Regions from separate parts of the Homo sapiens genome. Here all the other regions are linked to region 2. A link is an interaction called in ENCODE POLR2A ChIA-PET data of the cell type or tissue named here. Cell type or tissue: GM12878. All regions are shown on one strand. Region 1 has its middle 15 kb from the start of TCF3. Region 2 overlaps LOC105372242 (a long non-coding RNA gene). Region 3 has its middle 8.3 kb from the start of ZNF57.

Region 1 (4,000 bases), 1.4 Mb after region 2:
GAGGGCCAGCACCCCCCAGGCCAGGTGAGGAAGGCCCCGGTCCTCACCCCCTCACCGCCTCCGTAGTTTCAGAGCTACTGCACCTTTAAAATCATGTGCCAAAATTAGCAGCTCTGCTGTCATTAATATGCAAAAATGCAAATCAGGAACTGATTAAGCCCCAGCCCCAGAGGATGTTTCTACAGTGATGAATTCTATTGTCTGCGAGGGTGGTGGGTGGATGTGCTGGCGAGGGGGGATCAGGGGTGTAGATCCCGGAAGGGAGGGTCCTTGGGGGGAGTCCCAGCTCCGCCCCCCTAGTGCACACACAGCCCCTCCCAGCTGCCCTCCCCAGGACCAGTGGGTACGGGCAACTGGGCCAGGTTCCCTGTGTGACGGGGGAGTGTGGCTGGGGGTGGCCCGGGGAGGGACTCTCAGGGCCCTCACCCTGCCTGCTCCTAACCCGGGGAGGGACTCTCAGGGCCCTCACCCTGCCTGCTCCTCCACCCGGGATTCCCCTGGCCTCTGCCTGCAGAGTTTCAAATGCCTGTAAGGCGATTCCTTCGAAATTCTCCTTCCCCATCTGGCTGGGAGCCCCGACGGGCTGAGACCTCTGCCCTGTGGTTCCCCAGAGCACCGCTCTGAGAGGGCTCTGCAAACACCCTGCATGTGGGGAAATGCAGGCTCACAGGGGGAGCGATGCGCACAGGGTCCCCAGCCCGTGAGAGGGTCCTGGGCTCCTCCCGGTGGGTAGAGACCTTCATGCCAGCACAGAGGTGCTGGCTGACGCAGGGGTGCAGGCAGCAGGGAGTGGGGTGGAGCGGGAGGTCTGGAAGAGAGGGTGCAGCAGTGTAACCAGCCCCTGTCCGGGCCAGTCAGGGGAGTCCCCAGTGTGAAGGGGAAGGAGAGAGAGGCAGAGACAGAGGGAGACAGAGAGGCAGAGAGAGACAGAGAAAAAGACAAGAGATAGGAACAGAAAGAGAAGGAGACAGAGAAGCAGAGAAGGAGACAGAGAAGAACAGAAACAGACAAAGAGACAGAGAGATAGAGATACAGAGAGGCAGAGAGAGAGACAGGCAGAGAAACAGAGAGACAGAGAGGCAGAGAGACAGGCAGAGAGAGACAGAAAGAGATAAAGAGAAACAGAGAGACAACGAGAGAGATGGAGACAGAGAGAGATGGAGACACACACAGACACAGAGAGACTGACAGAGACAGAGGGACAGAAAGAGATACGCAGAGACAGAAAGAAACAGAGACAGAGACAAAAAGACAGACAGAGATGGGGAAGAGAAAGAGACAGAGACAGGGAGGCTGACACAGAGAGAGCACAGAGAAAGAAGACAGAGAGAAACAGACAGAAAGAGACAGAGACAGAGAGACAAAGACAGAGATGGAGACCAACCGAGAAAGGCTGAGGGGGACTCAGAAGGGGACCCAGAGGCAGCGTGAGCCGACCCAGCGCCCTCCCTCTGCACAGGCTCCAGCTGGCCTGGGGCCAGCCACCAGCTGCTGCCTCCCGCCCACCCTCCCCCACTGCCAGAGCCCCAGCTGCCACCGCCACACACACGGCCACCCTTTGGCGGCCCCACCAGCTGCCCCGGGACCCCACGGCGCCCTGGGCCAGGAGGAAATACCTTCGCCTGGGCCGGGGCTCCCAGATGCCTGTCAGGCCGCCCTCTTCGGAGCCTCAGTTTCCTCACCTGTAAGATGGGGAACCCCCCAACTTAGCCTGTGCATTTATGGAGCACCTACTGTGTGTCAGGCCCCAGATGGATGCTGGAGGTGTGGGGCGGCCAGGCTGGGCCCGGGGCTCCCCTTACAGAGCCAGGCAAGCCCCACAGGCGCAAGGGGGAGAAACAGGGGCCTGAGAGTGGGAGGAACGATAAACTGATGATACACCGGCAAAGGGGCCTGAGAGTGGGGAGGAACGGCTCCCGGCCGAGGGACATCCTGGGCACAGACCCTGAGGTCACAGGGAGAAAACGGTGTCCAAGCAGCAGCGAGGAGGTGGCCAGCGCAGCTGGAGGGAGGTGGGCAGAGGGGGCTCGGGAGGCCGGACATGGAGGGCAGTGGAGTCCTCCGAGACAAAATAAAGCTCAGGGTCGGCCGGGCACGGCGGCTCACGCCTGTAATCCCAGCACTTTGGGAGGCCGAGGCGAGCAGATCACGAGGTCAGGAGATCGAGACCATCCTGGCTAACATGGTGAAACCCCATCTCTACTAAAAATACAAAAAATTAGCCAGGCGTGGTGTCAGGCGCCTGTAGTCCCAGCTACTCGGGAGGCTGAGGCAGGAGAATGGCATGAACCCGGGAGGCGGAGCTTGCAGTGAGCTAAGATGGCACCGCTGCACTCCAGCCTGGGCGACAGAGCGAGACTCCGTCTCAAAAAAAAAAAAAAAAAAAAAGTTCAGGGTCAGCCAGGCCAGGGCGTTCCCACCTGGGATCCCAGTGCTGTGGGAGACTGAAGTGGAGGATTCCTTGAGGCCAGGAGTTTGAGACCAGCCTGGGCAACACAGCAAGACCCCCCTCTACACAAAAAATAAAAATCAGCAGGGTGTGGTCAGGTGCAGTGGCTCACGCCTGTAATCCCAGCACTTTGGGAGGCCGAGACAGGTGGATCACGAGGTCAGGATATCGAGACCATCCTGGCTAACACGGTGAAACCCCGTCTCTACTAAAAATACAAACAATTAGCCAGGCATGGTGGTGAGCGCCTGTAGTCCCAGCTACTCGGGAGGCTGAGGCAGGAGAATGGCGTGAACCCGGGAGGCGGAGCTTGCAGTGAGCTAAGATGGCGCCACTGCACTCCAGCCTGGGCGACAGAGCAAGAACTTGTCTCAAAATAATAATAACGAATAAGGAGAAGAAGGAAGAAGGAGGAGGAGGAGAGGCCGGGCGCGGTGGCTCACGCCTGTAATCCCAGCACTTTGGGAGGCCAAGGAGGGCAGATCACCCGAGGTCAGGAGTTCGAGACCAGCCTGACCAACATGGAGAAACCCCGTCTCTACTAAAAATACAAAATTAGCCGGGCGTGGTGGCAGGTGCCTGTAATCCCAGCTGCTCGGGAGACTGAGGCAGGAGAATTGCTTGAACCCGGGAGGCAGAGGCTGCGGTGAGCTGAAATCACGCCATTGCACTCCAGCCTGGGCAACAAGAGTGAAACTCCTTCTCAAAAAAAAAAAAAAAAAAAAAAGAGGAGGAAGAGGAGGAAGAGAAGGAAGGGAGAAGTAGGGCCCGGCCAGGTGCAGGGCACATGCTTCCCGCCCCTCTCCAGTTTGCTGTGTCCCCTGGATTCCTCCCGTGCCCCTGGGCCTGCCCTGACTCAGCCCTAGCTGCAGGCTCCTGTACCCAGTTCTGTATCCCGTCTCAGCCCAGGTCTCCCTGACAGGGTCAGGTTCAGGGTCAGGACAGGAGTGAGGAGTGGCTGGTGAATTTCTTGTCTGTCTCTGCCCAGTGTGCAGACTGTATGCGTGAGGTACATACCGGCCACGGACCGGCCGGAGACCCGGGGTTCTGCCCTGCCCTGCAGGTAGCTGAGGTTACGAGGGGGCCATGCCCCCACCCAGACAGCCGGGGTGATAAGGAGGCCAGGCCTGATGGAGCAGGAGCTGGGGGGGACTAACAAGAGTCTGAAGCAAATAGAAAACCTGAGACCAAGCTTCAGGGGGTGGCTCCGGGGGGTCACATGACCCAGTATCTCCCGGGCAGCCCTTGGGGCCGTCCCTGGCCTCTGGAAAGGGGCCTCCCCTTCTCACACCCCTGCCACCTGCTGGGAGACCCAGAGGCCCAGCCTCTGCTAGGGGCCTCAGCAGCAGAGAGCACCTGCTCCTTCCCGGGCAGGACTGCCCTGTAGGGCTGTCTGGGACCAAGTCACTTTTGCCATCCTGAGTCCTTTCCTCTATTGAAAAAAAAAAGTAAAATTGAGACTAGAATTGTTATTATTAATTTATTATTATTATTATTTGAGACGGAGTCTCACTCTGTCACCTAGGCTGGAGTGCAGTGGCACGATCTCGG
Region 2 (4,000 bases):
TGGGGACACCTGTGGGCGGAACATCTCGGGGGTGCCCCTGGCATGGAGTGAGTAGAGGCCAGGGACACCGCTCAGCACCCTGCAGTGCCCAGGACGCCCCTTGCCCCCCAAGAGAATGAATGATCTGGGCCAGAATGTCCAAAAAGCAGACTTTGCTATTTGACTGAGGCAGGGCTAGGACCAGGATGAGTGTACTTGAGAGTGAGGTCCTTTTTTTTTTTCTTCTTTTTTTGAGATGGAGTTTCATTCTTGTCGCCCAGGCTGGAGTGCAATGGTGTGATCTCGGCTCACCGCAACCTCTGCCTCCTGGGTTCAAGCGATTCTCCTGCCTCAGCCTCCTGAGCAGCTGGTATTACAGGCACCCACCACCACGCCCGGCTAATTTTGTAGTTTTAGTAGAGACGGGGTTTATCCATGTTGGTCAGGCTGGTCGCGAACTCCCGACCTCAGATGATCTGCCCGCCTCGGCCTCCCAAAGTGCTGGGATTACAGGTGTGAGCCCGCCCGGCCGAGAGTGAGGTCCTTTTTTCAGGTGTCAAACTTAAGAGGGGCCAGGCGTGGTGGCTCACACCTGTAATCCCAGCACTTTGGGAGGCCCAGGAGGGCAGACTGCTGGAGCCCAGAAGTTCAAGACCAGTCTGGGTAACATGGTGAAACCCCATCTCTATGAAAAACAAAAATTAGCCGGGCGTGGTGGCACACGCTTTTCATCCCGGATACTCGAGAAGCTGAGGTGGGCAGATTGCTTGAGCCTGGGAGGTCGAGGCTTCAGTGAGCCGAAGTCACACCACTGCGCTCCAGCGTGGGTGACAGAGTAAGAACCCTGTCTCAAAAAAAAATAAAAAAGCTAAGGGGATGCCAAATACCTAAGTCATCAGGATAAACACTATTTTGATGCAATCTACTTTTATTTTTTGAGATGGAGTCTCCCTCTGTCGCCCAGGGTGGAATGCGATGGCGCTAACTGAAGAATCTTGCTCTAAAACCTCCTGTGGCTCCCTAGTGCCCTCCAGGTAAAATCCCAGCTCCTCAGCCCAGCAGCACGTGCTGCCATCGTGTCCCGGCCAGAAGCCACACTGCAGAGTGCTCAAAGGCCCAAGGTCAAGATCAAAGGCCTGGGATAACATCGTGGTTCTGCCCCCTACCCACTTGGCCAAGTCACTTCACTTCTCTGTGACTCACTTTCCCCATTTTTTTTCGTTTTCTTTTTTTTTATTTTTTATTTTTGGAGACAGAGTCTCATTCTGTCGCCCAGGCTGGAGTGCAGTGGCACGATCTCGGCTCACTGAAACCTCCGCCTTCCGGGTTCAAGCGCTTCTCCTGCCTCAGCCTCCAGAGTAGCTGGGATTACAGGCGCCCACCACCACGCCTTAATTTTTGTATTTTTAGTAGAGACGGGGTTTCGCCATGTTGGCCAGGCTAGTATCAAACTCCTGATCCTCAAGTGATCTGCTTGCCTCGGCCTCCTAAAGTGCTGGGATGACAGGCCTGAGCCACCCTGCCGGCCTGTTTTCCCCCCATCTCTAAAATGGGTGTGACAACTGTACCTAAAGGTTAAAGTGCTTAAGGCAGCCCCTGGTGCGGAGCAAAAACATACAGACCTGTGTGGCTTGGTTGATTATTTATAGTGTGGGCCACCATTCTGGGCTGCCTTCTATGCAGAAAAAAAACCTATTTTCTAAAAACGATGATTTCACAATGACTCTCTCCTTCACAGGCCTAGGTCCCTGTGGGTGGCCCAGCCCTCACCTCACCGTGCTCAAGGTATCTGTGTCCAGTTCTGCTTCCCCTGACAGTGTGGGGGCTTCGAAAATGGGGCTGTTTGGTCACTGGGCGGGCACACTGATACCGGAAGGCGCCTGCCTAAATAAACACTGGCAGGTGGCCTCCCAGGAGAGGGGGTGTCTGGTCCCCACGGCAGTGGGGGTGGGGTGGCAGGGGTGCTAGCGGCAGGACTGGCTTCAGGGGCAGTCTAGGAACGCAGTCTCTCAGGGCCCTGCAGGAAAAACAAGGGTGTTGCGGTTGGTTGAAGGCTTGGCTGTTACTAAGTAGTATTAATCTCTGTTTCTTTGTTTCTTTTTTTTTTGAGACAGAGTTTCGCTCTTGTCGCCCAGGCTGGAGTGCAGTGGCACAATCTTGGCTCACCGCAACCTCCACCTCCCAGGTTCAAGCAATTCTCCTGCCTCAGCCTCCCAAGTGGCTAGGATTACAGGCGTGAGCCACCATGCCAGGCTAATTTTGTATTTTTAGTAGAGACGGAGTTTCTCCATGTTGGTCAGGCTGGTCTCAAGCTCCTCACCTCAGGTGATCCGCCTGCCTCGGCCTCCCAAAGCGCTGAGATTACAGGTGTGAGCCACCACACCCGGCCACCAAGTAGTAGTAATCTTAAAAATCCAAAATCCTAATCCTTTCTAGCCTCATCTTTTTTTTTTTTTTTTTTTTGAGACAGAGTCTCACTCTGTCACCCAGGCTGGAGTACAGTGGCGCGATCTTGGCTCACTGCAACCACCACCTCCCAGCTTCCAGCGATTCTCCTGCCTCAGCCTCCAAGTAGCTGGAATTAGAGGCGCCCGCCAAAACACCCCGGTAATTTTTGTATTTGTAGTAGTGACGAGGTTTCACCATGTTGGCCAGGCTGGTCTCGAACTCCTGAGCTTGTGATCCACTGGCCTCGGCTTCCCAAAGTGCTGGGACTACAGGCATGAGCCACTGCTCCCGGCTTACAAAAAATGTTAAAATTAGCTGGGCATGGTGGTGCACTCCTGTAGTCCCAGCTACTCAGGATGCTGAGGTCGGAGGATCACTTGAGCCCAGGAGTGGGAGGCTGCAGTGAGCTATGATTGCACCACTGCACTCTAGCCTATGCAACAGAGGACTGTGTCTGAAAAAATTTTTTTAGGCCGGGTGTGGTGGCTCGCGCCTGTAATCCCAGGACTTTGGGAGGCCGAGGCAGGCAGATCACGAGGTCAGGAGATCGAGACCATCCTGGCTAACACAGTGAAACTCCGTCTCTACTAAAAATACAAAAAATTAGCCGGGCGTGGTGGTGGGCGCCTGTAGCCCCAGCTACTCGGGAGGCTGAGGCAGGAGAATGGCATAAACCCGGGAGGTGGAGCTTGCAGTGAGCCGAGATGGCACCACTGCACTCCAGCCTGGGCCACACAGTGAGACTCCACCTCAAAAAAAAAATTTTTTTTTAATAAAAATATTAAAACACTGCTTTAAAGATTATTAATCTTGATCACTGAAGGCTATCACCCTTACCTGCCAAGGTAAGGAGCCTGGGGTTCCAAGTCTATTTTACAGATGGGAACACCCAAGGCCCAAATCAATTGCATTCATTCAAGGGAGCAGGCTGCCTAGTGGATGACGATGATGAAGAGACTGTGTTTCGCACCTGCCAAAGGGGGACCTTAATGTCATAGCCTTATTTCAGTAGCCTCTTTGGGACCTGTTCTCTGCGTGGCAGAGAGAGGGATCCTTTAATAACCGCCACCAGGTCCCATCCCTCCTCTTCCCACGGCTCTCCAGGATTCCCACCTCACTCAGAGCAAAAGCCCAAGTCCAGGGCCAGGCGCAGTGGCTCACACCTGTAATCCCTGCACTCTGGGAGGTGGAGGCGGGAGGATCACCTGATGTCAGGATTTCAAGACCAGTCTGGCCAATATGGTGAAACCTGTCTCTACTAAATATACAAAAATTAGCCAGGCGTGGTGATGCGCACCTGTAATCCCAGCTACTCAGGAGGCAGAGGCAGGAGAATCACTTGAATCCGGGTGGCAGAGGCTGCAGTCAGCCAACATCACATCACTGCACTCCAGCCTGGGCAACAGAGTGAGACTCCATCTCAAAAACAAACAAACAGCTGATCACGGTGGCTCACGCCTGTAATCCCAGCACTTTGGGAGGCCGAGGCGGGCAGATCATCTGAGGTCGGGAGTTCAAGACCAGCCTGACCAACATGGAGAAACCCCGTCTCTACTAAAACTCCAAAATTAGC
Region 3 (4,000 bases), 170 kb after region 2:
AATCGCTTGAACCCGGGAGGCGGAGGTTGCAGTGAGCTGAGATCGCACCACTGCACTCCAGCCTGGGTGACAGAGTGAGACTCCATCTCAAAAAAAAAAAAAAATTTGGTATTCTTTCTTCTTTTTTTTTTTTTTTTTTGAGACAGAGTCTCACTCTGTCGCCCAGGCTGGAGTGCAATGGCCTGATCTCAGCTCACTGCAACCTCCGCCTCCCGGGTTCAAGTGATTCTCCTGCCTCAGCCTCCCGAGTAGCTGGGATTACAGGCGGCTGCCACCACGCCCAGCTAATTTTTGTATTTTTAGTAGAGACGGGGTTTCACCATGTTGGTCAGGCTGGTCTCGAACTCCTGACCTCGTGATCCACCTGCTTCGGCCTCCCAAAGTGCTGGGATTACAGGCGTGAGCCACAGCGCCTGGCCTGTTTGCATAATTTTTTATTCCGTGTAATGACATGATTACACAGTACTCTTTGTGAAGCAGGTTCAGTGTGCACTGGTTAGCAACTTATCTGACTCTGGTGAGAGAGAACACCCACATACAACAAGTTACATGGAACTCGTTGAGTTACATGGAATTTCATGGGTTTATTACTTACAGATAGGCAGCAAGGGACAACAGAAGCCTACAATTCATTGTGAGCTGCTCCTCCAAGGCTCAGACAGCTGCCTGGAGCAGATGGAGTCTCAAATGGAGCAGATGGAGCCTCACTTGCACTCCATATTAGGGACCCCAAAAGGCAGCCTGCCCCAGGTGATATACCTCAGGGGCAAGAGAACATGCTGGGCTAAAGCAGAACATCCTGTTCTTGCGGGGACTAGAGCAGAACCTGAGTGTTCTAGCCAGCTCCCCGCTTATCTCGGAATGTTGCATTCCCAGTACATTCTTTCTTTTTTTTTTTTTTTTTGAGATGGAGTCTGGCTCTGTCGCCCAGGCTGGAGTGCAGTGGCGCAATCTCGGCTCACTGCAAGCTCCGCCTCCCAGGTTCATGCCATTTTCCTGCCTCAGCCTCCTGAGTAGCTGGGACTACAGGCGCCCGCCACCATGCCCGGCTAATTTTTTGTATTTTTAGTAGAGACGGGGTTTCACTGTGTTAGCCAGGATGGTCTCGATCTCCTGACCTCGTGATCCGCCCGCCTCGGCCTCCCAAAGTGCTGGGAGTACAGGCGTGAGCCACCACGCCCGGCCAATTCTGTATTTTCAGTAGAGACGTGGTTTCACTATGTTGGCCAGGCTGGTCTCGAACTCCTGACCTCAGGTGATCCGCCCACCTTGGCCTCCCAAAGTGCTGGGATTACAGGCATCAGCCGCCGTGCCCGGCTGCATTCCCAGTACATTCTAGTTATTCTTGAGAGCTACAGTCAAGAGTGGGGAAGATTGGGTCAGTCTCAGGCCACCTGGAGAACTTCCCTGCACTCTTGTTTTTGCTTTGCTCATTCTCACCCCGTGGCCCCATCTGATGTCGGGGTGGTGTAAAATCATTGCTGTTCAACAGAATCATGTGGCGTGGGACGAATGCCAGGCCAGGTCCCAGTTCTCAAGGGCTGATTTTTCCTTCCATGTAAAGAGTTGAATATTGCTTACCATATATCTGGTATGGTTTTGTTTCCTATAATTCAATGAACATATATAAATTCACTTAATCTTCCAAAACTATAATGTAGATACATTTATTGTCTCCTTTTGTGGGTAACAGACTTACAGATTACAAAGCTAGCAAGTTATAAGGTAGGATCAGGATTCAGAACAAGTCTTCGTAGGCTGGGTATAGTAGCTCACGCCTGTAATCCCAGCACTTTGGGAGGCTGAGGTGGGCGGATCACTTGAGCTCAGCAGCTCAAGTCCAGCCTGGGTAACATGGAGAAACCCCATCTCTATAAAAAATACAAAAATTAGCCATGTGCAGTGGCATGTGCCTGTAGTTCCAGCTACTTGGGAGGCTGAGGCAGGAAAGTCACTTGAGCCCGGGAGTGAGCCGAGTTTGTGCTACTGCACTCCAGCCTGGGCAACAGAGAAAGACTCTGTCTCAAAAAAAAAAAAAAAAGAAAAGAAAAAAGAAAAAGAAAAAGAAAAGAAAAGAAAAGAAAAATTCCTTCTAGCCCAAAGACCATGATTTTAACCTGATCCTACTTTTTGAGCCTCTCTTATATACCAGGCATTGTAAGCTCAAAACAAAAAATTAGGCTGAAAAGTAATCAAGACACAGCAGGCTCTCAATATAGAATAAGTCCTCGCAGTTCGAGGGCGTGTATTTTTCTGGGAAAAGAGATTTTTTTTAAAAAGTAAAGATTTTAATGTAACAAGTAGAGACTTGATATAAAAAATACGGGTCTTGGGGACCAGGCGCGGTGGCTCACGCCTGTAATCCCAGCACTTTGGGGGACTGAGGTGGGCGGTTCATGAGGTCAAGAGATCGAGATCAGCCTGGCCAACATGGTGAAACCCCGTCTCTACTAAAAATACAAAAATTAGCCGGGCCTGGTGGCAGGCACCTGTAATCCCAGCTACTGGGGAGGCTGAGGCAGGAGAATCACTTGAACCCGGGAAGTGGAGGTTGCCGTCAGCCGAGATCCTGCCACTGCACTCCAGCCTGGCGACAGACCAAGATTTCGTCCGAAAAAAAAAAAAAAATGGGTCTTGGAAGAAAATAATCCACAAGGGAGATAATCGGGAAAACAGAGGGACGTATTTTGCATTTTTTCTATGGATGGTGGGGCATTGGAGAATGAGGATGTATTTATTAATTTATATTTCCATCACTCAGTATGTGTTAAGTAAACACTATCACAGGGACTGCTCAGGGTGTTTGTAAATAGTGTGGAGTGATACCCAGTCCTGCATTCATGGAGTTAACAGAGTAATAATTTCCTACAAAATAAAACTCTCATGGTCCATCTTTATTTATTGATTGATTTTTTGAGATGAAGTCTTGCTCTGTTGCCCAGACTGGAGTACAATGGCGCAATCGTGGCTCACTGCAACCTCCGCCTCCCAGGTTCAAGTGATTCTCCTGGCTCAGCCTCTTGAGTAGCTGGGATTACAGGTGCCCGCCACCACACCCGGCTAATTTTTTGTATTTTTAATAGAGATGGGGTTTCACCGTGTTAGCTAGGATGGTCTCGATCTCCTGACCTCGTGATCTGCCTGCCACGGCCTCCCAAAGTGCTGGGATTACAGGCGTGAGCCACCATGCCTGGCCGGTCCATCTTTATTTTTGCAATGCTCAAAAGCTTTAGGTAATATGATATGTACCTATGAAGTGAAAAGGTCACCAGAGTCTCACCAGTTATTCGGGCCATCAAGTGTGGCTGTTTATAGAGTCCTTTTGAATGAATTGTAAATTGTATTAAAGAGGTGGCCTTCTCAATTTGCTGCTAGTGTAGTCTGAGAGAATCTGTAGCCTAGGAAGCCACAGAGTTGCCCCTGGTTTGTAAAAGGATGTGGTCATCTGCACGGTTTTAATCCAGCATGTGCCCTTTCCTACAAGCAGAATGATAGCTGTGCAAGTTCTTGGTGATCCGGTAGATGCAAGAAGAGCTGTGGATGGTAAGGGAGAGTCTAGGAATAATGAAGGTGAGCTGCAGACACTGTGTCATTTTGAACAGCGTCCCAATTTAGTATCAAAGGATATTTGGCATTCTCAAAAATACTTTGATACTAAATTGGGACGGTGTTCAAAATCCCAAATTTTGGAAAATTTTAATGCCCTTTTATAGGAGATGGTAGTTTTTGTTTTGTTTTGTTTTTGAGACTGAGTCTCACCCTGTCACCCAGGCTGGAGTGCAGTGGCACAATCTCGGCTCACTGCAACCTCCGGAAAGGCCAGATTTTTTTCTAATGAGGCATAATGCCCAAACAGGAGCACATGCTGCTCTTCACACTCATTATTTCCATATGCTCAATTTTCCGATACATGTCACAGCAAAGCAGAAATACAACACCTTTTTGCTGAATTAAACAGCAAGTCGGCCAGGTATGGTGGCTCACGCCTGTCATCCCAGCA

What was found. Peaks named below come from ENCODE experiments on the same cell type or tissue, not always from the same donor. Only the 100,000 strongest peaks of a DNase experiment are listed, where the experiment ranks them.
Region 1: POLR2A ChIA-PET joins it to region 2 with 5 read pairs; 2 of 35 experiments call an interaction of 5 or more read pairs at or near these places.
Region 3: POLR2A ChIA-PET joins it to region 2 with 5 read pairs; 3 of 35 experiments call an interaction of 5 or more read pairs at or near these places.

The regions. Positions count from the first base shown.
Region 1 is chr19:1,665,378-1,669,377 of GRCh38, reverse strand. No RefSeq gene overlaps it. Among named protein-coding and RNA genes, the nearest start is that of TCF3, 15 kb to the right of the region's middle. RefSeq lists enhancers at 1-434, 1,807-2,307 and a silencer at 1,371-1,420. In GM12878, CTCF peaks have their summits at 862 and 3,774 (motif pointing left); a DNase peak (open chromatin) is centred at 345; H3K4me3 peaks cover 1,956 bases; H3K27ac peaks cover 2,161 bases.
Region 2 is chr19:3,063,746-3,067,745 of GRCh38, reverse strand. LOC105372242 (a long non-coding RNA gene) reads left to right here. Exons shown (of 4, transcript XR_001754027.2): 3 at 920-1,013; 4 at 1,718-1,800. Among named protein-coding and RNA genes, the nearest start is that of TLE5, 3.3 kb to the right of the region's middle. RefSeq lists silencers at 669-877, 1,786-1,975. In GM12878, no CTCF peak of the experiment used is centred here; a DNase peak (open chromatin) is centred at 1,855; H3K4me3 peaks cover 661 bases; H3K27ac peaks cover 1,092 bases.
Region 3 is chr19:2,890,626-2,894,625 of GRCh38, reverse strand. No RefSeq gene overlaps it. Among named protein-coding and RNA genes, the nearest start is that of ZNF57, 8.3 kb to the left of the region's middle. In GM12878, no CTCF peak of the experiment used is centred here; no DNase peak of the experiment used is centred here.